Linked DNA regions of Homo sapiens: all the other regions are linked to region 1. Evidence: chromatin loops called from intact Hi-C (ENCODE). Cell type or tissue: mammary epithelial cell. All regions are shown on one strand. Each heading gives the region's core, and the rest is flanking DNA. Links, peaks and the distances in the headings are about the cores only.

Region 1 (10,760 bases), core at 1,095-9,094:
GAGTTCTAATTTAATTGCACTGTGTCTGAGAGACTGTTATGATTTCAGTTCTTTTGCATTTGCTGAGGAGTATTTTACTTCCAATTATGTGATCTTATGTGATTGATTTTGGATAAGTGACTGCCATGTGACACTGAGAAGACTATATATTCTGTTGTTTTTGGGTGGAAAGTTCTGTAGATATTTATCAGGTCCACTTGATCCAGAGAAGAGTTCAAGTCTTGAATATCTTTGTTAATTTTCTGTCTCTAAAGATCTGTCTAATACTGACAGTGAGGTATTAAAGTCTCCCATTGTTATTGTGTGGGGTCTAAGTCTCTTTGTATGTCTCTAAGAACTAGCTTTATGAAGCTGGGTGCTCCTGTATTGGGTTAATATATATTTAGAATAGTTAGCTCTTCTTCTTGAACCCTTTACCATTATGTAATGCCCTTCTTTGTCTTTTTTGATCTTTGTTGATTTAAAGTCTATTTTGTCAGAATCTAGGATTACAAGCCCTGGTTTTTTCTGTTTTCCATTTGCTTGGTAAATTTTCCTCCATCCCTTTATTTTGAGCCTATGTGTGTCTTTGCATGTGAGATGGGTCTCTTGAATACATCACACTGATGGGTCTTGACTCTATCCAGCTTGACATTCTGTGTCTTTTAATTGGGGCATTTAGCCCATTTACATTTAAGGTTAGTATTGTTATGTGTGAATTTGATCCTGTAATCATGATGCTAGCTGGTTATTTTGCAGACTTGTTTATGTGGTTGCTTCAGAGTGTCACTGGTCCGTGCACTTTAGTGTGTTTTTGTAGTGGCTGGTAGCAGTTTTTCCTTTCCATATTTAGTGCTTCCTTCAAAAGCTCTTGCAAGGCAGGCCTGGTGGTGATGAATTCTCTCAGCATTTGCTTGTCTGAAAAGGATTTTATTTCTCCTTCACTTATGAAGTTTAGCTTGGCTGGATATGAAAATCTGGGTTAGAAATTCTTTCATGTAAGAATGTTGAATATTGACCCCTCCAATCTCTTCTGGCTTGTAAGGTTTCCACTGAGAGGTCCACTGTTAGTCTGATGGGCTTCCCTTTGTAGGTGACCTGGCCTTTCTCTCTGGCGCCCTTAAGATTTTTTCTTTATTTTGACTTTTCAGAATATGATAATTATGTGTGTTGGGGATAATCTTCTCATGGAGTATCTCACTGGGGTTCTCTGGATTTCCTGAATTTGAACATTTGCCCTCTTGCTAGGTTGGGGATATTCTTCTGGATGATATCTCAAAGTATGTTTTCTAACTTGGTTTTCTAACTTGGTTCTCGTCTCTTTCAGGTACCCCAATCAGTCGTAGGTTTGGTCTCTTTACATAATCACCTATTTCTCAGAGGTTTTGTTCATGCCTTTTCATTCTGTTTTTCTCTAATCTTGTCTATCTGACTTATTTCAGCAATATAGTCTTTAAGCTTTGAGATTCTTTCCTTTTCTTGGTCTATTTGGCTATTGATACTTGTGGTTGCATTGTGAAGTTCTTGTGTTGTGTTTTTCAGCTCCATCAGGTCATTTATGGTACTCTCTAAACTGGTTATTCTGGTTAACAGCTCCTGTAATGTTTTATCATTGTTCTCAGCTTCTTTGCATTGGGTTAGACTATAGTTCTTCAGCTCACTGAAGTTTGTTATTACCCACCTTCTGAAGCCTACTTCTGTCAGTTCATCAATCTTAGCCTCAGCCCAGCTCGTGCCCTTGCTAGAGAGGTATTGCAGTCATTTGGAGGAGAAGAGGCACTCCGGCTTTCCAAGTTTTCAGCGTTTTTGCATTGATTTTTTCTCATCTTTGTGAACTTTGAGGCTACTGACCTTTGGATGGTTTTTTTGTGGGGTCTTTTTCATTTTGTTGTTGTTGCTTTCTATTTATTTTTCTTTTAATAGTCAGACTCCTCTTCCATAGAGCTGCTGTGGTTTCCTGGGGGTCCACTCCTGACCCTATTCACCTAGGTCATTCCACACCTGGAGGTGTCACCAGTGGAGGCTGCGGAACAGCAAAGATGGCTGCCTGCTCCTTCCTTTGGGAGCTCCATCCCAGAGAGGCACCGACCTGATGCTGGTGGGAACACTCTTTTATAAGGTGTCTGGCGACCCCTGTTGGGAGGGGTCTCACACAGTCAGGAGACACAGGATCAAGACCCGCTTAATAAAGCACTCTGGCTGCCCCTTGGCAGAGTGGACGCACTGCACTGTAGGGAACCCCCCTTGTCCGGGCTGCCTGGATTCTTCAGAGTCAGCAGGCAGGAAAGACTAAATCCCCTGAACCATGGAGATTTCGGCCACTCCTCCCCGCAGGGGCTCAGTCCTAGGGAGATCAGCGTTCTGTCCGTAAACATCTGGCTGGAGTTGCTGAAATTCCCACAGGGAGGCCCTGCTTGGTGAGGAGAAATGGATCCGGGTCTCACCTAACGAAGCAGTCTGGCCGTGGTCTGCCACAGCCGTACCGTGGGGAATTCCTCCCAGTGCAAATCATCCGGTCTCCCTGGCACCGGCAGGGGAGAACGGCCGACTGGAGCTGCAGGGATGGCGGCTGTCCCCACCCCCTACCCAACCAACTTGGGTGTGTCTTAGGCAGTCTCCAGTGTGCTGCCACTGGCCGCAACCTGAGCGGCTACCTAATGTCTGCACAGTTCTGTGCTTGGGACCCAAGGCCCTGGTGGCGTGGGCTCACGGAGGGGATCTCCTGATCGCAGGTTGCACAGATCCATGGAAAAAGCATGTTTTCCTGGGTGGGGTAGAACAATCACTCACCGCCTCCCTTGGCTGGGGTTGGGAGTTCCCTTTGCCCTGTGCAGCTCCCGGGTGGGCCTTTGCTCCACTCTGCTTTTCCTCGTTCTCTGTGGGTCATGCCAACCGCCTCATCAGTCCCAATAAGAGAATCTGCATACCTCAGCTGAAGGTGCAGGATCCACTCACCATTTTTGTTCTCCTTAGTGGGAGCCGTGGTTCACAGTGGCTTCTAGTCGGCCATCTTGGTCCCTCCATAGGATTTTAGAATCAAAACTTTTAAAATAAGTAACAGACATAGGACATAAAATTCAAAAAGTGAAAAAAGGGTATGCCATAAAAATTAAGTCACTTCCCCAGAGATAAACCTCTTGATGGTTTGTGTTTCCAGATAGTCTATCATAGGATAGGTTTTGAGCAAACGTTTTATCAAAATGAACAACTCAGCCAGGCATGGTGGCTCACACCTGTAATCCCAGCACTTTGGGAGACCAATGCAGGAAGATGGCTTGAGGCCAGGAGTTCAAGACCTGCCTGGGCAATATAGCCACCCACAGTCTCTACAAAAAATAGTACAGCTAAGCAAGCAATTATGTAGTGTTGCATGCCTGTGGCCAGCTACTCAGGAGGGTGAGGTGGGAAGATTGTTTCAGCCTGGGAGGTTGAAGCTGCAGTGAGCTGTGATAGCGCTACTGTACTCTAGCCTGGTTGAGTGAGACCCTCAAAAATAAATAAATATATAAACACTTCCATTTCCTTCATACCCAGTGAGTTGCTTGTTATATAGTAAGTATTCTCTAAATGCTAATCATAGGAAACTGATGAATCATTTAGAAAGTTTTATAAAAATAATTTTTCCAAGTTAAAATTTCTCTTTGTTTACTACATAATACCAAAAACAATGTGAAATTAAGTAGTGATCTAAAAAAGGCAAATAGAGGTGTATGTAGTTTGAAATTGTTTTATTGCTTTAAAGCCCTCAATATCCAGATGATGAAAGCAACATTTCAGATTAGTAAAGAGAAATGTAGATTATTTAGCAAATGGTATTGGTACAATTGAGTAACCACCTGGAAACAAAACCAAAGTGGATCCACAGTTTACACTTTACATAAAAATACCTTCAGATGATTCAAGTATTTTTATATAAAAAATAAAACTATAAAGGTTTTAGAAGAAAACATGAGAAGAAACTTGCTGGTGGGGAGAAATGAGTGAAGGAAACTTTTTCATGATAGACTTTTTTTGTACTTTATGAATGCTGTACTATGTACATGTATCAACTAGTCAAATATTTTAAAAATAAAATTGAATAATTAAGTTAAATAAGGATATTGTTTTTGTCAGAATATTCAAGTCTAATTTGTACTTCAAATACTTAGTATTAACTAATTTCTTTCCAACTTCATTTCTGCTGTAACAACAAAACCTGAACATGGCAGTGAATATGAGACCCCCTTGCTCTTGCTGCTTTCTGAACGAAGAAATTGGGGAAAATAGTTGCATGGTAGGAGGAATTACTGGAAATGAGAAATAAAACACATTGGATAATATTGTGAAATATGTACTTGTACTCTCCTCACTACTTCACTTTCCATGAGGATTTTTACGTGCTTTATAATATAATATTTTGAGAGAATGACCACATCTTTGGGTTTTCTGATTGGTAAATCTGTTCTAATCTGTGTAATTCACAAATATAAGAAGCTTGATAGAAAACGAGCTTGCTTTGTCTATTTTGTTCTTCCTATTTCAGGCTTTAGCTGACTAAAATGAAGATATCATAATGCAAGCACCAGATGTGACTAGAAAGTTGATAGAATTTAGAGCCAAGAAGAGCTCTAATCTTTGCTTTAGACTTGATTATTATCAACATATTTAAGGAGTTTGCTTTTGGAGGAGTGAAGTGATCCCACAAATTCCAAGCAGATAATTATAAAAACTTGTTAAATAATTAAAAAACTATTTAAAGATATTAGAAAGTATTGAAAAGCAGCTGAAAGACAGACAAAAGTTTAATCTCTGAACCAGAAGGGGTAAGAATTGTGAGTTTGTCTAATCCCCAGAATAACAACTGAGGAAAACTACAAAACATTGCTTAGATACATTTTATAAAATTACAATAAATGGAAAGATATACTGAATTTATGAATTGGAAGATGCAATAGAATTAAAATGTCAGTTAACCTCATTTATAGATTTAATAAAATCTCGCATATCCCAGGAGGCATTTTCCTTAATGGAAATTAACAAGCTGATTCTAAAATTTATATTGAAGTGCACACTACCCAGAAGAGCCAAAATAATTTTGAAAAAGAATAAAGTTAGACTCACAGTAACTGATTTCAAGATTTACTATAAAGTTGCTATAATCCAAATAGTTTCATTGGTGTAAGGATAGACATATAAACCAGAGAGTTCAGAAATAGACCGGTATGTAAACGGTCAAGTGATTGTTGACAAATGTGTTTCAGCAAATGCTGAAGCTATTAGATATCCATATGTAAAAATATCATTACCTCACGCCATGTAATTTTTTTTTTTTTTTTTTTTTTTTTAGAGATAGGGTCTCACTCTGTCACCCAGGCTGGAGTGCAGTAGCACAATCAAGCTCACTGCAGCCTTGAACTCTTGGGCTCAAGTGATCCTCCCGCTTCAACCTCCTGAGTAACTAGGACCACAGGGGTATGCCACCATGCCTGGCTAACTTTTGTATTTTTTGTAGAGATGGGGTCTCCCTATGTTGCCCAGGCTGGCCCTGAACTCCTGGCCACAAGTGATCCTCTCACCTTGCTTCCCAAAATGCTGGGATGACAGGCATGAACCACCATACCTGGCCACCATATAAAAATGTTAACACAAGTTGAATGATAGGTCTAAATGTAAGAGCTAAACTACGAAACTTCTAAAAGAAAATCTAAGAGAAACTATTTAGTCAAAGATTTCTAAGGTAAGACAAAAAGGACAAAGAAAATGGATAAACTGAAATTCATCAAAATTAAGCACACCTATTGGACCAGTCATCGATTGAAATCTACCCTTCTAGTCCCTGCTTTGTAATAGTGAGGTTGCATCCTATAAATATTTATTTGCCAGCTAGTGGAATGCTAGGCTTTGTCAGTAGAGGGCACTAGAGTAACACTGCAAGATGATAGCAACAGGAACTTTTGGGAGTGAAGAAAATGCTATGTGCTGTTAAAATGAGATAGTTAACAATTCAGCACCCTAATTCCCCAAGCCACATTTCAAGTGTTCTATAGCCAATGTAGTTCACGGCTACCACATTGGACAAGCCAGATACAGAATATTTCCATCATTACCAAAAGTTCTATTAACCTCTGCTCTATATCTATTGTGTTGATGGGGTACATGGCTGTATACATTTGTCAAAACCTATCAAATTGTTTGCTTAGAATGAGAGAATTTTGTATGTAAATTAAACTTCAATAAGAATTTAGCAAAGTGCTATTATTCTTTGATTAAACAGTCTCATCTAGGGTTTTAGTAATTTTCATCACTGAAACTGCACAATTGGTCTCCCTCTGATGCTGAGCGGAAGCTGGACTGTACTGCTGCCATCTCGGCTCACTGCAGCCTCCCTGCCTGATTCTCCTCACTCCTGCCCAGTGCCTGCGATTGCAGGCACGCGCCGCCAGGCCTGACTGGTTTTCGTATATTTTTGGTGGAGACGGGGTTTCGCTGTGTTGGCCGGGTCGGTCTCCAGCTCCTAACCGCTAGTGATCCGCCAGCCTCGGCCTCCCGAGGTGCCGGGATTGCAGACGGAGTCTCGTTCACTCAGTGCTCAATGGTGCCCAGGCTGGAATGCAGTGGCGTGATCTCGGCTCGCTACAACCTCCACCTCCCAGCCGCCTGCCTTGGCCTCCCAAAATGCCGAGATTGCAGCTTCTGCCCGGCCGCCACCCCGTCTGGGAAGTGAGGAGCATCTCTGCCTGGCCGCCCATTGTCTGGGATGTGAGGAGCCCCTCTGCCTGGCTGCCCAGTCTGGAAAGTGAGGAGCGTCTCTGCCCGGCCGCCATCCCATCTAGGAAGTGAGGAGCGCCTCTTCCCGGCCGCCATCACATCTAGGAAGTGAGGAGCGTCTCTGCCCGGCCGCCCATCGTCTGAGATGTGGGGACTGCCTCTGCCCCTCCGCCCCGTCTGGGATGTGAGGAGCGCCTCTGCCCGGCCTCGACCCCGTCTGGGAGGTGAGGAGCGTCTCTGCCCGGCCACCCTGTCTGAGAAGTGAGGAGACCCTCTGCCTGGCAACCGCCCCGTCTGAGAAGTGAGGAGCCCCTCCGCCCGGCAGCCACCCCGTCTGGGAAGTGAGGAGCCCCTCCGCCCGGCAGCCACCCTGTCCGGGAGGGAGGTGGGGGGGTCAGCCCCCCGCCCGGCCAGCCGCCCCGTCCGGGAGGGAGGTGGGGGGGTCAGCCCCCCGCCCGGCCAGCCGCCCCGTCCGGGAGGGAGGTGGGGGGGTCAGCCCCCTGCCCGGCCAGCCGCCCCGTCCGGGAGGTGAGGGGCGCCTCTGCCCGGCCGCCCCTACTGGGAAGTGAGGAGCCCCTCTGCCAGGCCACCACCCCGTCTGGGAGGTGTGCCCAACAGCTCATTGAGAACGGGCCATGATGACAATGGCGGTTTTGTGGAATAGAAACGGGGGAAAGGTGGGGAAAAGATTGAGAAATCGGATGGTTGCCGTGTCTGTGTAGAAAGAAGTAGACATGGGAGACTTTTCATTTTGTTCTGTACTAAGAAAAATTCTTCTGCCTTGGGATCCTGTTGATCTGTGACCTTACCCCCAACCCTGTGCTCTCTGAAACATGTGCTGTGTCCACTCAGGGTTAAATGGATTAAGGGCGGTGCAAGATGTGCTTTGTTAAACAGATGCTTGAAGGCAGCATGCTCGTTAAGAGTCATCACCACTCCCTAATCTCAAGTACCCAGGGACACAAACACTGCGGAAGGCCGCAGGGTCCTCTGCCTAGGAAAACCAGAGACCTTTGTTCACTTGTTTATCTGCTGACCTTCCCTCCACTATTGTCCTATGACCCTGCCAAATCCCCCTCTGCGAGAAACACCCAAGAATGATCAATAAAAAATAAATAAATAAATAAATAAATAAATAAGAAATTCTTGAGATTAAATAAATCTAAAGAGGACAAAAAAAAAAAAAGTTTGAGACCAGCCTGGACAACATGGTAAAACCTCATCTCTACTAAAATAGAAAAAATTAGCTGGGCATGGTGGTTCATGCCTGTAGTCCCAGCTACTCAGGAGGCTGAGGCACAAGAATTGCTTGAACCTTAGAAGCGGAGGTTGCAGTGAGCTTGAACCCTGGAAGCGGAGGTTGCAGTGAGCTTGAACCCTGGGAGCAGAGGTTGCAATCACGCCACCACACTCCAGCCTGAGCAACAGAAAGAGACTCTATCTCCAAAAAAGAAAAACAAAAAAAGAAATTCCCTCTTTACTACACTCATTATATGTGTTTGGAAATAGGACACAAACCTTATCTGTATAAGGAACTTGCATTTTAAGTAGCAAACTAACTCAAGATCCTCAATAGAAATATGTGCTCAATCCTTCAACATGAAAAAAAAAAAAAGCCAATCCTTTAAAAAAAAAAAAAAAAAAAAAAAAGAAACTGCACCATTAAATAAAAGCCTTGCAAACATCAGTGTGGCTCCCTCTCAATGCCCTGCTTTTTTTGCTTTTTGAGCCAGAGGCAAACAGTGCTGCAGTGTTTACAGTTTTGTATTTAACATTTTATTCTGAGTTTCCATTTTTAAACTAGGATTTTCAACTCTTATCTTACTTTAGAAAATTAGCATTATATTCTTTGGAGATTTAAACAATTTTGTAACCATTTTTTTCATGTTGTTCGCGAAACTTAGTATTCTAGGAGAACTGCCAACCATTTAAAAATGTTTTTCCAAGGTGGTTTAAATAATTATTAAAAATTATTTGATGCATAAAATAAAATCTTCCTATCTAGTGCAATTCCCAGATGCTAGATGATTGTCTTTTCCAGAAAAATAGCTTGTGAGTGAGAAAAACCATGGAGGCACCTCCATGGCAGGGGATAAGATGGGCAGAAACCATGTCTCTTTTGTTTAATAAATTGCATCTTGAACAGCTGAATAGTACCTGACACTTGATGCATTTCTGTTGAACAACTGAGTGAACAAATGAATTCTAGTATCGGGGAAGTCGGTTATTGGTTCTAGATTTTGTAAACATGGTGCATCTCACCAGCAAAGAACGGAAGAGAATTGGGGAAATACATAGCTATTCTTTATCTTTTGCTGAGATACTTCCTCCAAATTTCTTTTCACTGAGTATTGGGGCCAATTTTCTAATTTCAAACTCTATTTACTACAGCAGAGGGCAGGAGGATGGCAAGTTCTAGACATTTAAATGAGCAAATAATTAAGCTTTTCTGCAGGCTTGTAGTTTAAGCACTTGAAGCAGACAATTTGAAGCGCTACCATGGGAACTCCTATCCAGCTATTTGCCCAATTCTTCTCCTGGATGTCTCCAATGTCAAAGTGCTTAAATCTGAATACTTCCTTTTTCCCTAACTACACTTCCTTTTCCCCTGAGTACTCTTTCCTGGTCTGCTTTATGTGTCTTAGTGAGAACTAGTATTTACCAGCCACCCCAGCCAGAAACCAGGAGTTACTAGACTCCTCTTTCTTTCTCACCTTCTAGAGCCAATTAATTGCCTAATCCTTGTTAATGCATTAAAAACAGGATCACCACTAGTTGTGTCCAGAAATATCACTGGGGTGGATGAAAGTGGGAAGAACAGGCAAAGAACTTGGTAGGTGTAGAAGAGGTGGCTTCCTTTGGAAGAGTCTTAAAATGTGGCCTCCATTTTCATGATAGTTGTTAAAAGATTATGATCAACTTTTAGAGGAAACAATGTGAAGTCAAGACCCTGATATTACAAAGTAGTTGGAGTGATGGGCCTCTTTTACTTGTAATATTTCTTAAGTAGCCACTGACAGAAACATATACTATGTCATAGGTTTATCATCTCTCTCTTTTAACCTCATATAGTTAAATTTTGTGTTTTTGTTTTCAGCAGTGAAAATATTTAAGATGTACTCTCCTGGCAAATTCAATTATATATTATTACTAACTTTGCTAGAATCTCTTTATTAGACTTTTATGCCTCTAGTCCTACTTATTTCAATTCTTTCCCCATCTTGATGTCAGAGTCATCCTTCTGAAACTAAATTTGCATTTATTATTGGCTCAAAAACCTTTAGTGATAGCACTTGACAACCACTAGGGTGGCTAGAATAAAAAAAGTCTGATAATAACAAGAGTTGGTGAAGTTCTGAAAAATTGGAACTCTTACACACTGCTGGCAGGAATGTAAATTGGTGCATTCACTTTGGAAAACAGTCTGGCAGTTCCTCAAATGATTAAATGTAGGGTTACCATATGACCTAGCAGCTCCAACCCCAGGTAGATACCCAGAAGTTACAAAGTCTGTCCACAAATAAGTTGGTACACACATATTTATGGTAGCATTCATCATAATAGTCAAAACATGGAAACAACGTAAGTGTCCATCAATAGACAAATGGATAAACAAAATGTGCTATATCCAAAAAATAGAATATTACTTGGGCATAAAAATGAAATATGCGTACTACAACATGGATGAACCTTGAAATCGTTATGCTAAGTAAAAGAACCCAGTCACAAAAAACCACATATTATTTGATTCCATTCCTATGAAATGTTGTGGAGGAAAAGTTAAATATTAAATTTGAACTCAATTGAATGTGGACACAAACAGTGGTCACCAAGTCCCAGAATAGGTTGTGTGAGCCCCTTGAGGCATTCATCCTGTGCTGTTTTGGAAAAATCTCTATTTCAATCTATTCCTATATGTTAGTTACTGAAAAAACAATAGACAATCACAAAAACAAGTTGACCTTTTTTGTTCCTTGAGCCCAGTCGTGAAGGGCCCTCATGGCTGGGCCTCATGCCAAACAACTAGTTACAAA
Region 2 (10,760 bases), core at 1,697-9,696, 320 kb after region 1:
TGATCTTCGACAAAACTCAAAGAAACAAGCAATGGAGAAAGAATTCTCTATTCAATAAATGGTGCCAGGATAACTGGTTAGTTATAGTCAGAAGTTTGAAACTGGATCCCTTCCTTAAGCCATACACAAAAATAAAATCAAGATGGATTAAAGACTTACAGATACAACTCAAAAGTATAAATCCCTGAAAGACAACCTCGGCAATACCATTCAGGACATAAGCAAAGGCAAATACTTCGTGATGAAGATGCTAAAAGCAGTTGCACAAAAGCAAAAATTGACAAATGAAATCTAATTAAAATAAAGAGCTTCTGCATAGCAAAAGAAACTGTCAACAGAGTGAACAGACAACGTACAGAATGGGAGAAAATTTTTGTAAGTTATGTATCTGACAAAGGTCTAGTATCCAGCATCTACAACGAACTTAAACAAATTTACAAGAAAAAAAACAACTCCATTAAAAAGTGGGCAAAGGACATGAACACTTTTCTAAAGATGACATACACACAGCCAAGAATCATATGAAGAAAAGCTTGATATCACTTATCATTAGAGAAATGCAAATGAAAACCGCAATGAGATACCATCTCACGTCGGTCAGATGTCAAAAAATAACAGATGCTAGCAAGGTTGTGGGGAAAAAGGAATGCTTACACACTCCTGGTGGGAGCGTAAACTAGTTCAACCATTGTGGAAGACAGTGTGGTGATTCCTCAATGAACAAAAGAAATAACTTTCCATCCCATTACTGGGCATATACCCAAAGAAATATAAATCATTCTATTATAAAGACACATGCACATGTATGTTCACTGCAGCACTATTCACAATAGCAAAGACATGGAATCAACCTAAATGCCCGTCAACAGTAGACTGGATAAAGAAAATGTGGTACATATACACCACGGAATACTATGCAGCTATAAAAAAATGAGATCATATCCTTTGCAGGGACAATGGCCATGGTGGCCATTATCCTCAGCAAACTAACGCAGGAACAGAAAACCAGATACCACATGTTCTCACTTATAGGTGGGAGCTAAATGAGAAAACATGGACACAGAGGGGGACAACCCACATTGAAACCTATTGGAGGGTGGGAAAATGGAGAGGATCAAGAAAAATAACTAATGGGTACTAGGCTTAATACCTGGGTGATGAAATAATCTGTACAACAAACCCCCATGACACAAGTTTACCTATGTAACAAACCTACACTTGTACCCCTGAATTTAAAAGTTAAAAAAAAAATCTGGCATTTGGACATGGGTTCTCCTGTGTTTTTATGATAAAGTTTAATGATAGGATACTGTGAATTCTATTTGTATTCAACCTGGAGTTAATCCATAACAGTACAAAGATCTTTGGGGGGTAGGCTTTTCCTCAAGAATGATTCTTAAACAAATACTGCTTAAAGGCTTAGAGAGTGACTGAGTACTTCACTCTGAAGTACTTGACCACTCTACACTCATATTTACAGCTGAAAGTTCTGTGTTTTAACCACTATCAAATTAACACAGGTAACAATATTTCTTTGGAGTCCAAAACCACTGCTTTGGAGAACTGAGGTGGGAAAATAATCCAGATGGCTAAAGTTCTTCAAAAATTTATATATTTTTCTTTTTTGAGACAGGGTCTCTCTCTGTCACCTAGGCTCGAGTGCAGTGGCACAATCACAGCTGACTGCAACCTTGACCTCTCGGGCTTAAGTGATCCTCCCGCCTCAGTCTCCCAAGTAGCTAGGACAGAGGTGCGTAGCACCGTGCCCCACTAATTTTTATATTTATTGTAGAGATGGGGTTTTGCCATGTTGTCCAGGCTGGTCTCAAACTCCTGGACTCAAGTGATCCGCTTGCCTTGACCTCTAAAACTGCTGGGATTACAGGTGTGAGCCACCAGCCCTGGCCTAAAAATTTCTGTATTTCAAAGATGGCTTCCACCTGTAGTTCACATTTCATCTTTGGTTAGATTTAAAATTAACGCTATACTCTTAATTTTAAAATTTTAAAATTGGCATTCTCAGTCGGGCACAGTGGCTTATGCCTTAAACCCAGCACTTTGGGTGGCTAATATGGGAGGATCACTTGAGGCCAGGAGTTCGAGACCAACCTAGGCAACACAGCAAGACCCCCCATCTCTCTCTTTTTTTTGAGATAGAGTCTCTCTCTGTCACCAGGCTGGAGTGCAGTGGTGCAATCTCAGCTCACTGCAACCTCTGCCTCCTGGGTTCAAGGGATTCTCGTGCCTCAGCCTCCCAAGTAGCTGGGATTACAGGCACACGCCACCATACCCAGCTAATTTTTGTATTTTTAGTGAAGACAGGGTTTCGCCATGTTGGCCAGGATGGTCTCAATCTCCTGAACTTGTGATCCGCCCGCCTAGGCCTCCCAAAGTGCTGGGATTGCAGGCGTGAGCCTCCATGCCTGGTGTCCCGTCTCATTCATATATATATATATTTCATATATATACATATATTCATATATATATCATATATACATATATTCATATATATATTTCATACATACATATATTCATATATATTTCATATATACATATATTCATATATATTTCATATATACATATATTCATATATATTTCATATATACATATATTCATATATATATTTCATATATATTCATTCATATATATACTTATTTATATATTTATTCATATATATATATTTATCTATATACATATATTTGCTACTTGGGAGGTTGAGGGGAAGGACTGCATGAGCCCAGGAGTCCACTATGATGAGCTATGATTGCACCACTTCACTCCAGCCTGGGCAACACAGCAAGACCCTGTCTCTTAAAACAAAATACCTAAAAAACTCATGATATTCTCCAGAAATAAAGCAATTACCCTCTAACATTCTATATTAGATTATTCAACTATATACTAACTATTTACATGCCAGGCATTCCACAGGTTTCAATAATACAGTGATAAAGAAGACAAAGCTATTATCCTTAAATACACACAGCTAAAATATAATTTAGGTAATTGCTATATAAATAAAATGCTTTATGAATTATTTTTACATGCTTTTCTGTATAGAGAGCTGAACTGAGGAAGAATGTGAACCATACACAATATAATAAATGTATAATACTACTGAGGACTGTAATTTAAAAAACAAAGAATAAGATTTGAGATTAAATGTCTATATATTTTTCCATATACAGTTGCTCAATACCAGGAATTTGGCTATTATCCACATAGTAAGAATAAGCTTACAATGGAATATATTATAAAACTTGGAATAGGGAAACATCTCAGAATTCTGTGCAACATTACAACTAAAGAAGCCACCTCTGCCTTTGGCCGACCCACAGCTAGGTAATCTCCCCAGGCCAAGTGAAACAGGGAGAGTGAAAAAGAGCCAGGGAAGGAAGGGCGTGAGTTCTAGTGGCCACCTGCCTGCGGCTACACAGCAGTTGCCTGGTAAAATGAAAGAAGTCAGGAAGGGAGTTGGGTGCAACCCAAGAAGAGGGCTCTTCTACAGAGTTTCAGTTTCTGTTGTACCTCTTTAAATAGCAGCTGCCCCATAAACTTCATGGTAGAAGGTTTAGAAAGCCAAAGACTCAACCTCCATTCTCCACTATAGGTCCCAAACATAGACTCTGCCCAGGCCTGAATACTACATCTCGAAAGTGTTTAAAAATTTCCTTTGTTTTCCAATTAGCAGCAGACTTCATACTAATCCCTGCTTTTCTTACCTGCTTTTTTTCCTCCTCTCAAGATGCTTTCAAACAATGTTACTGCTATACTTTCTCAAAAGAATGCGATTGTAAACAAACTGGGGAAGACATTAAATACCAGATGAAGGAATTTAAAAATTGGGCTCTGTTTTCCCCTGCATATGCCATTGTCAATTATACGTTTTTGTAATGTCCATCATTTGATACAAATTACTGGAAAACTGAAACACAATACAGCCAAAATGTTTCAACATCTCCAAAGGACTGCACTAGCTCCCTAGCAATGGATCCTAACCTGAATGAAATGAAAATTAAAATAGTGTCAGGGATAAGAAGCTTAGTTGTCAATCTTAATACAATTGAGACAAAGATAAAATTCATTCAGCTTGCTTAAAACAGTGAATTTTCAACCTCTCAATTTTGTAATCACTGGACACGTAATTGAAAAGCTAAAAATTCAATCGTGTACTCAATTTTATGAATATTAAAGAACATGTATAACTACTGAAAATATATTGTTACTAATTCTGTTCAAAGCATGAGGCATAATTAATAATTTTCTATTTCTCAAGGAAATGGAATTAAAAGTCTTCTTATAACTGTCCAACTTCTGAATTTCATATTACTCTTATAAAAATTTTCAGGAATTCTTTATGATACAAAACTACCCATACGTGAAGAAGTTATGGTGTCTATAGGTACAATGCCACTTAGTATGCTGACAGTCTAAGTAAAATTATTTTCTTACTATAGTAATAGGATAGGATTTTGCATGTGTCAAAACTTTTGGATAATGTTCCTGAATGGATAAATCATAAAACATGGAATAATATTCTAAAAAGCACAAGACTTTTCTAAACTCTGCAGAAAAGAACTATATTTAAATAAAATGCCTATCAGTTAGCTTGTTTACCAAATACAGTTAATATTTAAAAGCAAAACATGAAAAATTATGGCTTTGCTTTAGAACAGGGGTCCCCAACCTCTGGGCTGCAAACTGGTATTGGTCCGTGGCCTGTTAGGAACCGGGCTGCATAGCAGGAGGTGAGCGGCCAGTAAGCATTACCACCTGAGCTCTGCCTTCTGTTAGATCAGCAGCAGCATTAGATTCTCATAGGAGCATGAACCCTACTGTGAAATGCACATGCAAAGGATCTAGGTGGAGTGCTCCTTATGAGAATCTAATGCCTGATGATCTGAGGTGGAAAAGTTTCATTCCGAAACCACCCTTCACCCCTGTCCATGGAAAAATTGTCTTCCACGAAACTGGTCTCTGGTGCCAAAAGGGTTGGGGACTGCTGCTCAAGAACACCTTACACTTGCAAACTACTATGTCTACTATTAAGCAACCAAGAGTTTTGTCTTTTTTCCCCAAAAATGGTGGATTAGAGGCTTTCAGCATTACCCATCCACTTGGAAATAGCAAAAATAGTGCGTAAAGATCAATATGTAACTTTAATTCAAGAAGGAAAATGGGAATTCACCAGACTAGTAAAGGATACCCTAGACCCTGGGGAGGAGAAGGCAAGCCAGCAATCCTCGTGAAGGTGTTTGGCTGGTTACATGAATGAAAGCCCCAGTATGTGAAAGGGGCAGTCTGTCTTCCTGTGTGTCTCACTTTTCTGCTAGTTATCTGTATAACCCAGGCAAAGGGAGAGCGCCCTGTTTCTCCCAAAACTGGGAGGTAGTGTGGGGAAAGGCTAAGAGATAGTGAGGGAAAGACACCAGGAAGCTGCAGGCATTTTCCCAGACCTAGGACTGAGAGGAGGACACCATTTCAAATTCAGGCTCACACAAAGTCAGTCACTGTTTGGCCACCTGGCAACAGCAGCCACTGCAGACATTTTAGTATCAGTCAGAGACTGGAGTGCTTGCTCTGGAGCAGGGAAAAGGCCCCCACAGCCAGAATCAGGCAGTGAGTGTGGAGAGTGCCCCAGCAGTAGTTGCTGGAATTAGGCTGTCTCCTGTTGCAAGACCGGAGTGGAAGGAGAGTTGCTGAAGCTGGTATTTCTCCTACGTGGTTTGACTTGCAGCCAGGGACAGCTTTGTGACCTGGAACAAGTCTGCATGGGTCACTGCTGGGTGTCCCGGGCTGCTTCCTTGGTTGGTTGCGGGACAGTAGCCCACCAGTCCAAAGACAGGGAGGGAAGCAGTCTCCAGTCCCCTGGAGATTTAACCTTCAGTGTGGACTGCCCCAACAGAAGGAGGAACGTGGCCTGCCAAAGCCTTCCTTGGGTCAAAGGAAACAAAAGTGAAGCACAAGCCACTGAAGGGGGCAACAGCAAAGCCAAGGAATGAATTCGGAGAGTGGGGGTAATCTCTCGCCCCCAGCCCCGCTCATTAGTGCACTGGGACGAATGCGGCAGCAGCTCTACATGCTGGGGACCAGAGCGTGTGGGCTGAGAGAGGTGCTGTGCAGGCCTCTCCAGCAGCTCCACTCCCGCTGAAGACCAGTGGCACTGGCGGGATAAGGATGCTTCTTTTGCCTCTGTCGCCTCCTGCTGGCTCTTACTCATAAGCGCCATCTACTGGACGGCAGCCTGAATTACACCACCAAACAAGAATACATCTCTACACCAAGCAACATCCGAGAAAGCCACTGTAGAAACTATCTGCAACCAAGGAACCCATAACACATGAATACACCCAGAAATGAAATCAAATGATCATATTCAACATACACCAGTCATATCAACGAAATAAAGCATAAAAATTAAAAAAAAAAACCATCCCAATGATAGCAAATTCAAAAAAAGCAGCACCAGTTTCCTCGGATGAGAAGGAACAAGCACAAGAACTTCGGCAATTATAGAAATCCAGTGTTCCATCACCTCCAAAGGATCACATGAGCTCCCTAGCAATGGATCCTAATCAGAATAAAATGACTGAAATGATACAGAATTCAGAATATGGATGGCAAGAAAACTCAACAAGATTCAAGAGAAAGTTGAAATTCAACAGAAAACAGAAAAATGATCCAGGAGTTGAAAGATAATATAACCATATTAAGAAAGAACCAACCAGAACATCTGGAATTAAAAAATTCACTAGAGGAATTTCAAAATACAGTTGGAAGCCTTAACAGACTAGACAAAGCAGAAGAAAGAATTTCAGAGCTCAAAGACTGGTTCTTCAAATCAACCCTGTCAAATAAAAATAAGAAGAAGAAAAGAACACAAAGCCTTGGGGAAATAAGGGATTATGTAAAGCGATCAAATCTACAACTTACTGGCATTCCTGAGAGAGAAGAGAAAACAAGCCACTTGGAAAACATACATGAGGACATAATTCATGAAAATTTCCCCCATCTTGGTAGAGAGGTTGACATACAGATGCAGAAATCCAGAGAAGTCCTGTGAGATACTAGACAAAATGACCATCCCCAAGGCACATAGTCACTAGACTATCCAAGGTCAAAGCAAAAGAAAAAATCTCAAAGATTACCTATAAAGGGAAACCCATCTGGCTAACAATAGATTTCTGAGGAGAAATCTTACAAGCCATAAGAGATTGGGCTCCCGCTCCCTGCCTTTTTAAAACAACATTCTTAAAAGAAAAGAAATGCCAGCGAAGAATTTCATATCCCACCAAACTAAGCTTCATATATGAAGGAGAAATAAAGTATTTTTCAGACAAGCAGTCGCTAAGAGAATTCACTGCCATCACAGGCCCTACAAGAGATACTTAAGGGAGTTCTAAACAAGGAAAAAGAACAATATTCCCTACTACAAAAGCATACATAAACACACAGCTCACAGATCCTATAAAGCAACTACGTAATTGAGACTACAAAGCAACTAATAACACTATGAAAGAAACACAACCTCTCATATCAATATTAACCTTGAATGTAACTGACCTAAATGCTCCATTAGAAAGACATAAGTTGGAAATTGGATTAAAAAAAAAAAAAAACCCACCCATCTTCTGTCTTTGAGAGACCCATCTCACATGTAATACACAGTCTCAAAGTAAAGGGATAGAGAAAGATCTATTGCATAAATGGAATATAAAAAAAAACAGGGGTCACTATTCTTTTATCAGATAAAACACAATTTAAACCAATAGTAACAAAGCACAGAGAAGGGCACTACATAATGATAAAGAGCTCAATTCCATGAGAAGACTGAACTACCCTAAATAATATAGCACCCAATGTTGGAGCATGCAGATTCATAAAATAATTACTTCTATAGTCAGGAAAAGACTCAGACAGCCACAGGGTAATAGTGGGGGACTTCACCTCATTCACAGCTTAGATCATTGAGGCAAAAAACTAAAATTCTGGACTTAAATTTGACACTTGACCAACTGGACCTAACAGACATCCACAGACAACTTCACCCAACAACCACATAAAACACATTCTTCTGTCATCTACACACAGAACGTAGTCTAAGATGGACCACATGCTCAGTTATAAAGCAAGTCTCAATAAATTTTAAAAAGGTCAAAGTCATATCAAGCATATTCTCATATCACAGAGGAATAAAAATAGAAATCAATATCAAGAGGAACTCTCAATACCACACAATTACATGGAAACTAAATTAACTTGCTCCTGAATGACTTTTGGGTAAACAATGAAATTAAGGCATAAATCAAAAACTATTTGAAACAAATGAAAATATAAACACAACATACCAAAACCTCTACAATGCAGCAAAAGCAGCATTAAGAGAAAAGTTTGTAGTGCTAAATGCCACACCAAGATAGGAAGGTCTCAAATTAACAATCTACTATTGTACCTAAAGAAACTGGAAAAACACAAACTGATTGCAATGCTAGCAGAAGAAAAAAGTAACTAAAATTAGAGCAGAAGTAAATGAAATCAAGAACAAAAAACCATACAAATGATCAATGTTAATAGCATAAACAAGATTGACAGACCACTAGTTAAACAAAGACCACTAGTTAAACAAACAACCAGAATATTCAAATAAGCAAAATCAGAAATGACAAGGTGACATGATACCAATCCCAAAGAAATACAAGAGATCCCTAGAGACTACTACGAACACCTCTATGCTCACAAAATAGAAATTCTAGAGGAAATTCCTAAAAACACACAATGTCCAAAGATTAAATTGGGAAGAAATTGAAACCCTGAAGAGACCAATGTGTTCCGAAATTGAATCAGTAATTAATAAAATCCAGACCAGAGGAATTCATAGCCGAATTCTACCAGAAGCACAAAAAATAACTGGTATCAATCCTATTGGAACTATCCCCCCAAAAAAATCGAGGAGGAGGAATTCGTTCCTAACTCATTCTATGAAACCAGTATCACCCTGATGCCAAATCTAGCAAAGACACAATGAAAAAACAACAATAAACTACAGCCAATATACTTGATGAACATGGATGAAAAAATCCACAGTAAAATACTAGCAAACCAAATCCAGCAGCACATCAGAAAGTTAATTCATGATTAAGTAGGCCTTATTCCTAGGTTGCAAGATTGATTCAACACATACAAATCAATAAAGTCATTCACCACATAAACAGAATTAAAAACCATATGATCATCTCACTAGATACAGAAAAAGCAATAGAAAAATCCAGCATTCCTTCATGATAAAAATCCTCAACAAACTAGGCATCTAAAGAATATACTTCAAAATAATAAGAGCCACCGATGACAAACCCACATCCAACATCATGCTGAACTGGCAAAAGCTGGTAGCATTCTACCTAAGAATTGCAACAAGACAAAATGTCCACTCTCATCACTCCTATTCAACATAGTTGAACATAAAATGATAATGAAGTCCTAGCCAGAGCAATCAAGAAAGAGAAATAAAAGGCATCCAAATAGGAAGAGAGGAAGTCAATTATCTCTCTTCACTGATGGTATGATTCTGTTCTTCAGAAAATTCTAGAGACTCCACCAAAAGTCTCCTAAACAGTCAGTGAAGTTTCAGGATACAAAATCAATGTATAAAAATCAGTAGTAAAAAAAAAAAAAAGAAATTTAAAAAATCAGTAGCATTTCTATACTATTTATAATGGCCATTCTACACCAGTAACACTCAAGCTAAGAACCAAATCAAGAATGCAGTCCCCTTTACAGTAGCTGTGTGCGTGTGTGCACGTGCGTGCACACACCCACACACCCACACACACACACAAATACCTAGGAATATATCCAACCAAGGAGGTGAAAGATCTCTGACAAAGAGAACTATAAAACTCTGCTAAAAAAAAAATTACAGGTGACATAAACAAATGGAAAAACATCCCATGCTCATGAACTGGATGAATCAGTATTGTTAAAATGTCCATACTGCCCAAGGCAATGTACAGATTCAATGCTCTTCCTATCAAATCACCAATGTTATTTTTCACAGAATTAAAAAAAAAACTATTCTAAAATTCACATGGAACCAAAAAAGAGCCCAAATAGCCAAAGCAATCCTCAGCCAAAGTTAAAAAGCTGGAGACATCACATTACCCAATTGCAAACTACAATACAAGGCTACAGTATGCAAAATAGCATGGCACTGGTACAAACACAGATACATACACTAATGGAACAGAATAAAGAACCCAGAAATAAAGCCACACACAAGGAGCTGATTTTCAAACAAGTCAATAAAAATAAGCAATGGGGAAAGAAGTCCCTATTTAATAAATGGTGCTGGGGAATCTGGCTACCCACATGCAGAAGAATGAAACTGGACCCTTACCTCTCAGCATATAGAAAAATTAATGCAAGATGGGTTAAAGGCTTACGTGAAGACCACAAACTATAAAAATGCTAGAATAAAATCTAGGAAACACTGTAGTGGACATTGGCCTAGGCAAAGAATATATGACTAAATCCTACAAAGCAATTGCTACAAAAACAAAAACTGACAAGTGGAACCTAATTAAACTAAAGAGCTTCTGCACCGCAAAAGAAACTATCAATAAACAGACAACCTAGAGAATAGGAGAAAATATTTGCAAACTATGGATCTGACAAAGCTGTAGTATCTAGAATCTATAAGAAACTTATATCAACAAGCAAAAAACAAATTACCCTATTAAAAAGTGGGCTAAGGACATGAACAG
Region 3 (10,760 bases), core at 1,784-9,783, 610 kb after region 1:
TGGAAGGAGGCAAGGATCCTGGAGTGGAAGAGCAGTGAATAAGCTATAGGAAATGAAACTGTTTTATTTCATAGCCACTCTTTTCTCAGGACAACTGAAACTATGAACCATTTCTGAGATGATTTCTGTGGCAAAAACGTATCTGAAATAAGACATACATTTTATGATGGTGGCTTGTAATAAAATTCACCTGAGATTGTGGGAGAAAGAAACTTTGATGCGTGATCACACCTTCCCACACATTCTACGATATTTATTTCACATTAGATCAGCTAAACCTTTTCTAAGTAACTACCATAAATTGCACAGCCATTATGGTAATTGATTTCATATTTCACTTGTGGATGTCACCAGGTTTGCCCTTACTCCGTGACATTGCTTCCATGGTAACTAATGCATTTTAAATGATAAGAAACATGAAGAATAGAAAAGATCAATTACTAATATATAATGCCAATTAACATATAAATGTTTGAGGTTTATACCTCAAACATTTGAAAAAAGGTGAAGCACAATTTTTCAAAAGTAAAAAATAGTCTAACAATCATGGTTAGATATTGGTGAATGGTGCATATACTGGTGTTAAATAAATCTGCACTGTGGTGCACATATCATTTGGCCATGCCAAACTTTAGGCCTTTATGTAAATGAACAAATGTGAAAGAGTTAATCATGAAATCATCCTTACTAAATTATGTATTATAGTACCTAGATCCCTCCTGCCCCTCTTCTCTAATCTTTCTGTCATTTCATTCTTTATTGGCATTTTTTTTGTCATAAGGGAAGGAAGAGAAGGTAATATTAAAATGATTATATTTTGCTTCTCAACAGCTCTGTCTTTGAGAACACATTAATTACTTCATTCATTTGTTGAGCATATTCCAAAAACTAATGCTCTTTGCTGTTCCTCAATCAGGCAAAGCACTTTCCTGCTTAAGAACTTGTGGGCTCAATGTTCCTTTTGTCTGGAAAGCTCTCCCCCAGATAGCTTTATGTATTACTCATAATTTCTTTAATGTCTTTGCTCAAATGTCACCTTCTTAGAGAGATCTTCTCTGCCAGCCTTTATAAACAGTAACCCTTACTCCCAACCTGCACACCCTCTGCCCTAACTACTTTATACTCTGCATTTCTTATCACCATCTAACAAAGCACACATTCATGAATTAATTAATTCACTCATTCATTCCACATCTTCCCACTAAAATAAGACCAATGAGGCTTATGTACAGAGAATTTGCCTGCTGTCTTCTCACTGGTATGTTTTGTTTTTAGAATAATAGTACCTGGAATTTAATAGGAGTGCGATAACTATGTTTTGAATGACTAAATGAATTTAAGAGTGAACAAGATAGACTCTGTTCCTACCTTCAGGGATCTTATATTCCGGGGATTGATAGTTAATAGCAAGCTTCTGAACAAAAAATTATAATAAAAATTATATTTAACAAAATTATAATGAAAAGTATATACCATAGTCACTTAATCCAATCTGCTGGGTGTCAGAGAAGATTTGTTGGGAGATTGGCATTAAGCTGAGGCCAGAGGAAGAGTAAGAACAGTAACAGAGTGCTCCAGGAAATGGAATAAACTGGTCAGATTGGACGGACCAAGAGGCAAATTGCTATGCTATTCTGTTTAGAGCAGAATATAATTTCTGCTGTATTTTATGTGACTAGTTCAGTGTTTAAAAAACTAAATCTGCATGTTCTTAGGTGAAGTGTGCCCTCTCCAGTTACTTCCACGTTTCCCCACTGCTGATTATATTATACTCCACAGGATCTACATATTAAATTTACCTTCCTGGCTTTCTGGACCCTATTGGTGTGTGAATGAGCAACCTCTGGTTTAGAGTATTCCAAGGAGTCAGAGATTTCCTGGAATTTTCCCTTTGGGAAGGGTGTATGCTCAGGCTGGTGTCCTGGAAGCCTTAGTGTGGATCAATATAATTGATCTACTACTATTATTTTATGGTTTCAAGATATATCAGATAAGGAGTTTTATATAATTCAGAGTAATTTTGTTTTTCAGTGAATGCTGTATTTGTAGGAGGTGGAAATATGCATCAAAATGACAAAACCATACTCTTCAGAAAATGTGACATTTTAAATGATCATATGTGCAAAGGGATTATATTTTCTTCCCTGTTAATTTCTGGGTGTGGAGAATGCAGAGGTGGGGATGAGCAAGGCTTGTGATATACCTCATACCAACACTCTATGCTCACCTTCATCAGACCCTGGCCTTGCAATTCCCAATCACACATACTTCTGGTTTGTGGGTAGTTGGGCAACATGGTCTAGAAGTCAGGACTGGAGTACAGACCCTGGAGCCAGACTCCTGGGACTTGAAGTCTGGCTTCTCCAGTTACCAGCTGTATAACTATGGGAAGTTACTAAACTTCTCTATGCTTTATTTCCCTCCTCTATAAAATGGGACTATAATAGTGCCTCCTCTGTGGTTTGTTATGAGGATTAAATATAAGTTAATTTATGTAAAGCACTTAGAACAGTGTTCGTTATTCAGCAATTTCACAATAAATTTTAAGCACAGTCACTATTATAATTATTATAGAATATCCAATAAAATCCTGGAAGACAAGAAACTTTTCTGGACAAAAGATATATGGTACTGATTGTTCATTTTCCTCTCAGGAAGAAGATAAATATAGAACAATAATCTAATGACTGACAAATAAAAACATTATTAAAGCTGATGTCATTTAACTTAATAAAATGGCTGTCAATTTATGAAATCTGATAGAGAAAACATGTGACATTTTTCAATATGCTAATGGAAAAATTTTTGCGAAATTTGTCTGTCTTAAGATTTTACAAGTAACTTCTTTTAGACAAAAATATCTAGCAGCCCAAAAATACTTCACAGAAGCAATTTGGTTATAACCTTAAATGGAGAATCCTGAAGTTAAATAATGTATCTGTGTACAAAGTTCTCAAATACGCTTCATAAAGATTGGGTTGCTGGAGTCTTGACTGTTCTACTTACTGAGTTCTGGTAGCATCGAATTGTGTGATGGGGCTCCTTGGCTGTGGCTTATCCTTCTTAGCATATAGCATTTCACCCCACACACAACATAAGCAGTGTTCACTGGTATACACTCTCTGCTTCAGGTCTCAAACTATGGGATTTTAGAACAAAGCCTTCATGTATATGTGTCAATGCAGACATGGAACCTAAAGATTATGGCTACTATTTTTTAGACTGTGGTATTAGTTTGATATCTAGAAAATGCCAAGTCAGGATTTGAATTTTAAATCCAGGCTCTAAAATGTTTCTTTTTTCAGAACTGCTGATAAAGGAGGAGAAAAGAGTAGTTAAAACATTTAAAAAGTGAAATTAATATGCATTTGTAAAAAATCAAACGATACAAACATGAGCTGTTCCTCCACTCTGACCCCAGTCTCACTCTTCAGAAGGAACCTATGTTAATGATCATAAATATCCTTCTAGACTTTTTCTAAGCATAAACAAACACATGCACATACATGCTTGTTGGTTTCTATTTATCACAAAAATGAAATTATACTGTACACTTACAACTTGTTTTCCATTTACTTAAAGCTACATGCTGGATAACATTCCATGTCAGTACACATAGTTTAACCTCATTCCTTTTAATTGCTACTTAGTATTATATGATTTGTGCAGTAATTTATTCAGTCATCTCCCTTTTTGTAAATCACAATTCAGATTATTTCCAATTTTGCTATTAGAAACAAGGCTCAAATGAACATTCTTATCTGAGAGCTGGTGTAAATATTTCTATAGGGTAGATTTCTAGAGTTGAATTACTGGGTACATGACATACAAATTTAAAATTTTGAGACATATCACTCAAATCTCTTCCTAAAACATTATCTTGATTGTTTGTTTCTACTATCATATATGAAATTCTGTTCTTGCCACATTTTTATCATCTGGACATTATCAATCTTGAAAACTGTTTTCAGAACAGGTGACCCATGGCATGTTACTGTTTTAAAGTTACATCTATTTTACTAGTAATGAGGTGAACCTTTTTTCTTTTGTGAGTTGTTGGTTTATATCTTTCCTTCACATTTCTTTTTACCTTTTCTTATAGTAATCCAAAAGCATCTTACACATTTATATTTATCAGTTAAGCATGCAAGTCTTTTTTCGTAATACGTCAGTTGAAGAATAATTTCACTTGTTACGGTTTTCTGAGTCCATTGTCTCATGAGTATGTTACTAAGTAGTAAAATAACAAAACTGAGCAGCAGGGCTAAGAAGGAGGAGAAATACACAATATAGATAACCCATATGTTGCACAACAAATTTTAAATAGACACAAGTTGATTGTGTCTATTTAACACCAATTAGCTGGTCAGCTTAACTAATTTAGTAAAATATGAGATAATAATCACAAGGTATAATTTTTTACTTAACTGGAATGAGAACTCTTTAGGTTAGGGGCAGTCCCTTCTCCTTTTTGTATTATTAGTGACTAGCAAAGTAGTTGTGAAATTTGTTGAATAAAAAGAAAACCAGGCAAATCAATGGACTTTTGTTAAAAAAATAGCAACTCGTTCTTTTAATTATTTTTGAACATCAGTGGCTGATATCATACTCATGCAACAAATATGGTATTTTAGGCCTATAGTAATTCTTAGGTAGATGCATTTTTGCTGTTTTTGCCAGTTTTAATGAAGATATTTGTGACATAACTTTGTAAATTATCTAAGTATAACTGACTACTTTTTTACCAGCATCTCACATTAATATTTAGAATTGTCATTTAAAAATCATTATATTTTAAGTGCAAACATTCACATGGAATTTGAGGTAACTTCTTACCAAATGGACAGAGCTCTCTTATTGACCTATTTTCTTCCTCTTGAGAAATCCTTGAGAAATGATCATTCAATTGCCTAAGGAATGTCGTGAAGGCATTACCACACTAGAGAAAGCCCCATTTTCCTTAAAAAGTGGGCAGTTTTGTTATTCCAGGGTTCACTTTCAGTTCCTTTCACCTCATGACTCACGACATGTCCTCAAGTCCTCAAAGGATGTTAGTGACTATCCTTGAACCTCAAATTTATAGACTGGCTTCTCTTTTTAATTTTTTTAGAAAGGGCACTAGAAAAAGCCTATAGTAAGCTAGTTTAATTGTTGAAAATTTGGAAAAATTGTTGGATTCACATTAACCGCTTCAAAAGTAAAGTCAGCTAGACACAACTATGCTATTATCCCCGTGATATTGAGCTTAGCTCATAAATGCCTGAAAGTGAATTAATTTATTCTGTTCCTTTGAAAACATCTACTGAGCATCTACTATATGCCAGGTGGTGGGCTAGATCCTAGAGATTAAAGATAATTAAGGCTTAACCCTGCTATCCAGGGTCTCCCAGTCTAAAGTAATCATTGCTTTACATTTTTCATTAATGGCAAACAACATTTTCAAGCCAATTGCAAGAATAAACACAGATTCAGCTTAGGACATCGCCAGTTTTTGCACGTTCACTGCAACAGGACAGTGCTGTATGGAAAGAACAAAAATCTGAAATTAGATTGAATTTTAGAAATCTGAAATTAGATTGGAGCAGGTGCTGGGAAGAAATCCAGCATAGGAGGCTGAATTGATATCTAGAATCTCTGTCAATACGTAGGCAAACAGTCCTCTCTGGAGGCTTCAAAACAGTAATTAGTGAGAATATGCAATAAGAGAGAATTCAGCATCAATAATCTCAGATGTCAAGGCAGGCAGGCAGTTGGTATCTAAGGAGTTTGCCAGTAAATCTTCAAGTATGCAAGGCATGGCTTCAGAGCTGGATTTTGGGGGAAACTTAAATGCGGGTATGGTGGAAAGGGGAAAGAATGGAAAGTGTGTAGCAGGTTTCTAGTTCTAAGAATATTATTAAAGTAGCTATTTAGTCATAGAACAAGGCAGAAATCTGGTTAAGCAAACTGGAGCATACAGACCTCTAGGGGGAGCCCAAGGCTCTTTTCTATTCTTGCACCCTCCACATCCCCCTGCACTCCCCACTCCCATACCCAGGTACAGGTTTCACCGTAAGAAGGAATGTTGTCAGGGATAGATACAATTCGAAGGCCCTCTTTCCATCATAGTGCAAGAAGGTAGAACTTTCAAAAAAAATTTTTTTTTTAAAAGAACACAGATGGGCATGAATTACCTTGTTTCTTCCTTCCAGAATGATAAGACGTGGGCTCCTTTAAAGTAGCTATAGCCATTTTTTCTCTCTTCAGAGGCTTTTATCCTTCCATGGTCCTGGACCTAACCCTATTCTAGTTCCCCTCTTCCACCGCTGCCCCAATCAGCCATGGGAGGCACAGGGGGAATGTCTCTGCCCTGCTCCTTTTCATCTCCATTTGAGGTGTGTGGCCTCTGAGCACCTTAGGAGCTTCATCTCATAAGATGCTTTACTCTCTTTTCCTAAAGGACATAGCCTGGAGAGAATTCTGGCCAATGATGATATTCAGGTGTTTCTGAGTCCTTAATTCTATGTCATCATATTTCCACTCTTTAAAAGCATCCCTGCAATTTCTAACAGAACACAAGATGAGAATTGGGCCTTGGAAACAAGCAGAAGCTCAGTTACTAAGGCTGGTAAAAAAAGGCCAGGATCAGAGAGTGGCTTGATGCTTTATATACATTATCACTAATCATCACAATTCTGTAAGAGGATTTTGTGTGTGTGTGTGTGTGTGTGTGTGTGACAGGGTCTCACTCTGTTGCCCAGTTTAGAGTGCAGTGGTGTAATCAAGGCTTATTGCAGCCATGACCTCCCAGGGTCCAGTAATCCTCCCACCTCAGCCTCCTGAGCAGATGAGACCAAAGGTATGTTCCAACATGCCCAGTTAATTTTTTAAATCTTTGTAGAGATGGGGGTCTTACTGTGTTGCCCAGGCTGGTCTTGAACTCCTGAGCTCCAGCACCTTGGCCTGTCTTGGCGTCCCAAAGTGTTACGATTACAGGCATGAGCCACTGTGCCTGGCCAAGAGGAATGTTTTTACCTTACTTTACAGATGACAAAAGTAGGTTCACCTTACGGAACCTACGAAAGGTGCATGAAATTATGAATGGTAAAACAAGAATTTAGGCTTTAGTTTGATAATAAAGCCCATCCTCATTCTACCATTCCAGTGGACCTACTTTTGTCAAGATCACCAACAGCTTCTATGTTGCCAAATCTAATGGACCTGACTCTATCCGCATTTTGTTGGACTTGTCAGAAGCATTGAACAATTTATCACTTCCTTAAAATACTCTCTGCTATTAGCTTTTCTGACATCACACTCTTCCGCTTTTTCTCCTGTTTGCAGAGCTTTCCTTCTATCTTTGCAGTTTCTTCTTTTTTATCTGACTTCTAAATAAAAAATGCTTCAGGGCTAGGTTTTCTTTTCTAAACACTCTCCATAGGTGATCTCATCTAGTTAGATGGTTTAAATAGTATCTGATTACTTAGTATCTCTTCAGCCTAATATTTTCCCTAGCTTATGCTACTCCAGCCACCCTAGCTACCTCGCTGATATTTAAACATGCTAAGCATGCCTCTGCCACAGGGCCTTTGAATTTACTGTTCTTTCTGTTTGTGACACTTTCACTCATCAGATATGTGCACAGCTTGCATGTTCACTTCTTTCATCTTTGTGCTCAAATATCACCTCCTCAGAGGGACCATCCCTGGCTACGCTGTATTACACAGCACTCACTCCAACTCCAGGCACTCCTACTTTCCTTACACTGTGTTTGTTTTCATCAAAACCTTTATTACCATCCGATGCATTGTGAGCACATAGCAGGTGCTCGATAAATATATTTTGGATTAAAAAGTTTATTAATTAAGAACTCACAAATATCTATTTACAACTGAGGCTGCTCTCCTGGGCCACAAGTCCTAGAAGCCATGGGGTGTAGAAGTTAAGATGATGGGCTCAAGGGCCTGACTGAGTGGACTTGGTTCCCAGCTCTACCATTTACTACTTGTTTGGTCCAGTTACTTACTCTCTTTGTGCCTAAATTTCCCCTGTAATACAATAGAAATACTAGTAATTGTACTTAATAATACTAAAAGTACTTATTTCATAAGCTGTTTTGAGGGTAAATGACTTAATACATGCCAAGAACTTCAGACAGTATCTCATATATAGTAAAAGTGCCCAATAATTCTTAGTTCTTCTTCCTCCTCTTCTTCTCCTCGTCCTTCTTCTCCTTCTCCTTCTCCTTCTTCTCCTTCTTCTATTTCCTAGTTACCTACTTGATCTACTGGGTTGTCAAACAGGCATCTCAAGCTTAGTGTGTCCAAAGCAGAACCTTGATTGTTTTCCCAGACTTGTCTTCCCTCCAGAAATCACCATCTCAGTAAATGGCACCACATGTTGCTCACAAAATAAAGAGGGATCATCTTCAGTTTCTCTCTTTTCTGTATCTACCTCATCCAATCCACAAGCAAGTTTGTGAAGATTCTACTTGCAAAATATATCCATAGCTCTGCAATTCCACTGCTGTTACTCTAATCTAAGACACCATGATCTCTTTCTTTCACTATACTAATACCTTTAAACTTGTTCATTTTCTCCTCTTGCTCCCTTCAAATTCATTATCATACTAAAGCCACAGCAATTTTTAAAGAAGACTCCCCTAATCATAGCCTTCAGTGACTTTTCCTTGAATGTAGAATAAAATCCAAACTCCTTACTATGACCTACAAGGGCCTGCACAATCTCAAAACTACCTCCCTTTCCAGTCTCATCTTGTTCCACTTGCATTTTTGTCTGCGATACGTCAGCCACACTGGCTCACACTGGCTACCTTTTTTCTTCAATGAAACTGTTTTCTACACTTTACTATTTCAGAGCTTTTGCAGGAATTATTCCTTCTACCTGGAATGCTATTCCCTGAGCTCTTGGAATAGTTGGTTTCTTTCCATTCTCCATGTCTGAGCTCAAAGGTCACATGTGCGGAGAGGCTTCCTATAACACCCTTGCTAAAATTTGGAGATGATATGTGCAATAATTCTATGATATTTAAATTTGAATAGTTTGCTTTAATGAAACAATTCTTTTTTGAGTTGTCTGATAAGATTTATTTTTACTTATTTTTATTAATTTAAATATTTGTACATATTTATGGAATACATGTGATATTTTGTGACATGCATAGACTGTGTAATGACAAATCAGGGGATCTGAGTGGTCCATCACCTTGAGCACTTATCATTTCTATAATCTGGGAACATTTCAAACCCCCTTTTTAAGGTATTTTGAAATATACAATACATTGTCATTAACTATAGTAAACCTACTCTGCTACTGAACATTAGAACTTACTCTTTCTAACTGTGTGTTTGTACATTCGTACCAATCTCTTTTTAGATTCCCTACTTCCCAGTCTCTGGTAACCATCATTCTACTCTCTACCTCCATGAGATCAACTTTTTTAACTCTCATATACCAGTGAGAACATGTGATATTTGTCTTCCTCTGCCTGGCTTAAGTGAAACAATCATTCTTATTAGTGACTTTCAACCTTTATTTGTTTGCTCTGGACAACTTTTAAATTAATAAACTGTTGAATTGAACCCCATTATGTAAAGATGCTAAAGTCAGGACATCTTTGCTTGTTGTAGAACAGGGTGAGGAGTAATGAACCAGATTCTGATCTTCTCATCCTTTTAGTAGTTCCCTAGAGTGATACTGACTTCAGAGCCCAATTAGTGAACCAACAGTTTGCATAATCTATACATAGATTAAGTGAATTTTGAATTAGAAAGATGGACATGGCTACATCCACATAAAACCAAAATATCTGGTCAATTTCATAAAGTATCTAGGTAAACATTCTTATTGCATTTTCTTGTGATTTTATTCTCACACATTTATTCCTACAACTACATTTTTTCCCCTTGAAATCAGTAAATGGATATCTTGGGGTTCCTAGCATCTAGAATCCAGACTTGCACACATAAGAGACACAGTAATGCTTTTTGACTAAATTAAATGCATAGATAAAGGCATAGAAAGGTTAAAATTTGGCTTTATGATATTTTGTAGCCTTTAAAAAAGTTCTATGTCGTAACCTCATTTCACATTTTGTGACAGTGATCCCTCCAAGCATGACATACTTATGGCATGCCTACTGAGTACCAGGTAATGCTGGGTGCTTTCCTGTGTCATGAATGTTTTCCATAATGCTCACACAAACCATTGAAGCTGCGTGTTGTCCACACTTTCACATATGAAGAACGTTAGTGTACTTCATATAGGTTAATTGATTAATGCCTTGTTAAATGGAAAGGAGAGGATTAAAAACATGATCTTTTTGACCTCAAAGTTCATTTTTTTCTTTTATTATATTATGAAAAATACAAAGCCTAATTCCCTGATCAGTACAGAAGAATCCTGAAAGAATTATGTTAGCTTTGGAAGTCAATATTTTAAAGATGTAATTAATTAAAAAGGGTGCAGATAGTGTTAAAGGGTAAGCTGATGCTATTTGACTTCTTCAAAGATTGTATTAGAAGTTGATAATATGAATTATGTGTAATTAATAAAGTGACATTAACTTTTATTTTACTGAAATTTGGGCTTTGTTAAAGCTTGAAAGAGAACCCTCCTTCAACACTTTCATTCCACAAATGTTGGCATTAAAAAGCGTCGGCATTCACTAGGAAGTCAGGAAGCCTAGGCCCTCTGAAATTGGATATTATCTATTTTTGTATTGCAAAAATAATTAGTAATATTTAATTATTTTATTTATC

Evidence for each region. A loop is a pair of places that touch in the nucleus more often than their neighbours do. Peaks named below come from ENCODE experiments on the same cell type or tissue, not always from the same donor. Only the 100,000 strongest peaks of a DNase experiment are listed, where the experiment ranks them.
Region 2: it touches region 1 in a loop (13-fold over the local background); 17 of 110 quality-filtered maps call a loop at or near these places.
Region 3: a loop joins it to region 1, with 8 times the contacts of the local background. A loop is called at or near these places in 3 of 110 quality-filtered maps.

What each region holds. Positions count from the first base shown.
Region 1 is chr7:112,544,772-112,555,531 of GRCh38, forward strand. No RefSeq gene overlaps it. Among named protein-coding and RNA genes, the nearest start is that of LINC03076, 68 kb to the right of the region's middle. In mammary epithelial cell, for the core only: a CTCF peak has its summit at 5,869 (motif pointing right); a DNase peak (open chromatin) is centred at 5,890.
Region 2 is chr7:112,863,147-112,873,906 of GRCh38, forward strand. The region is part of intron 3 of SAMTOR (S-adenosylmethionine sensor upstream of mTORC1); the gene reads right to left. Among named protein-coding and RNA genes, the nearest start is that of SAMTOR, 71 kb to the right of the region's middle. RefSeq lists enhancers at 3,395-3,614, 6,063-6,122. In mammary epithelial cell, for the core only: CTCF peaks have their summits at 3,378 and 6,220 (motif pointing left); no DNase peak of the experiment used is centred there.
Region 3 is chr7:113,153,973-113,164,732 of GRCh38, forward strand. No RefSeq gene overlaps it. Among named protein-coding and RNA genes, the nearest start is that of SMIM30, 41 kb to the left of the region's middle. In mammary epithelial cell, for the core only: a CTCF peak has its summit at 5,970 (motif pointing right); no DNase peak of the experiment used is centred there.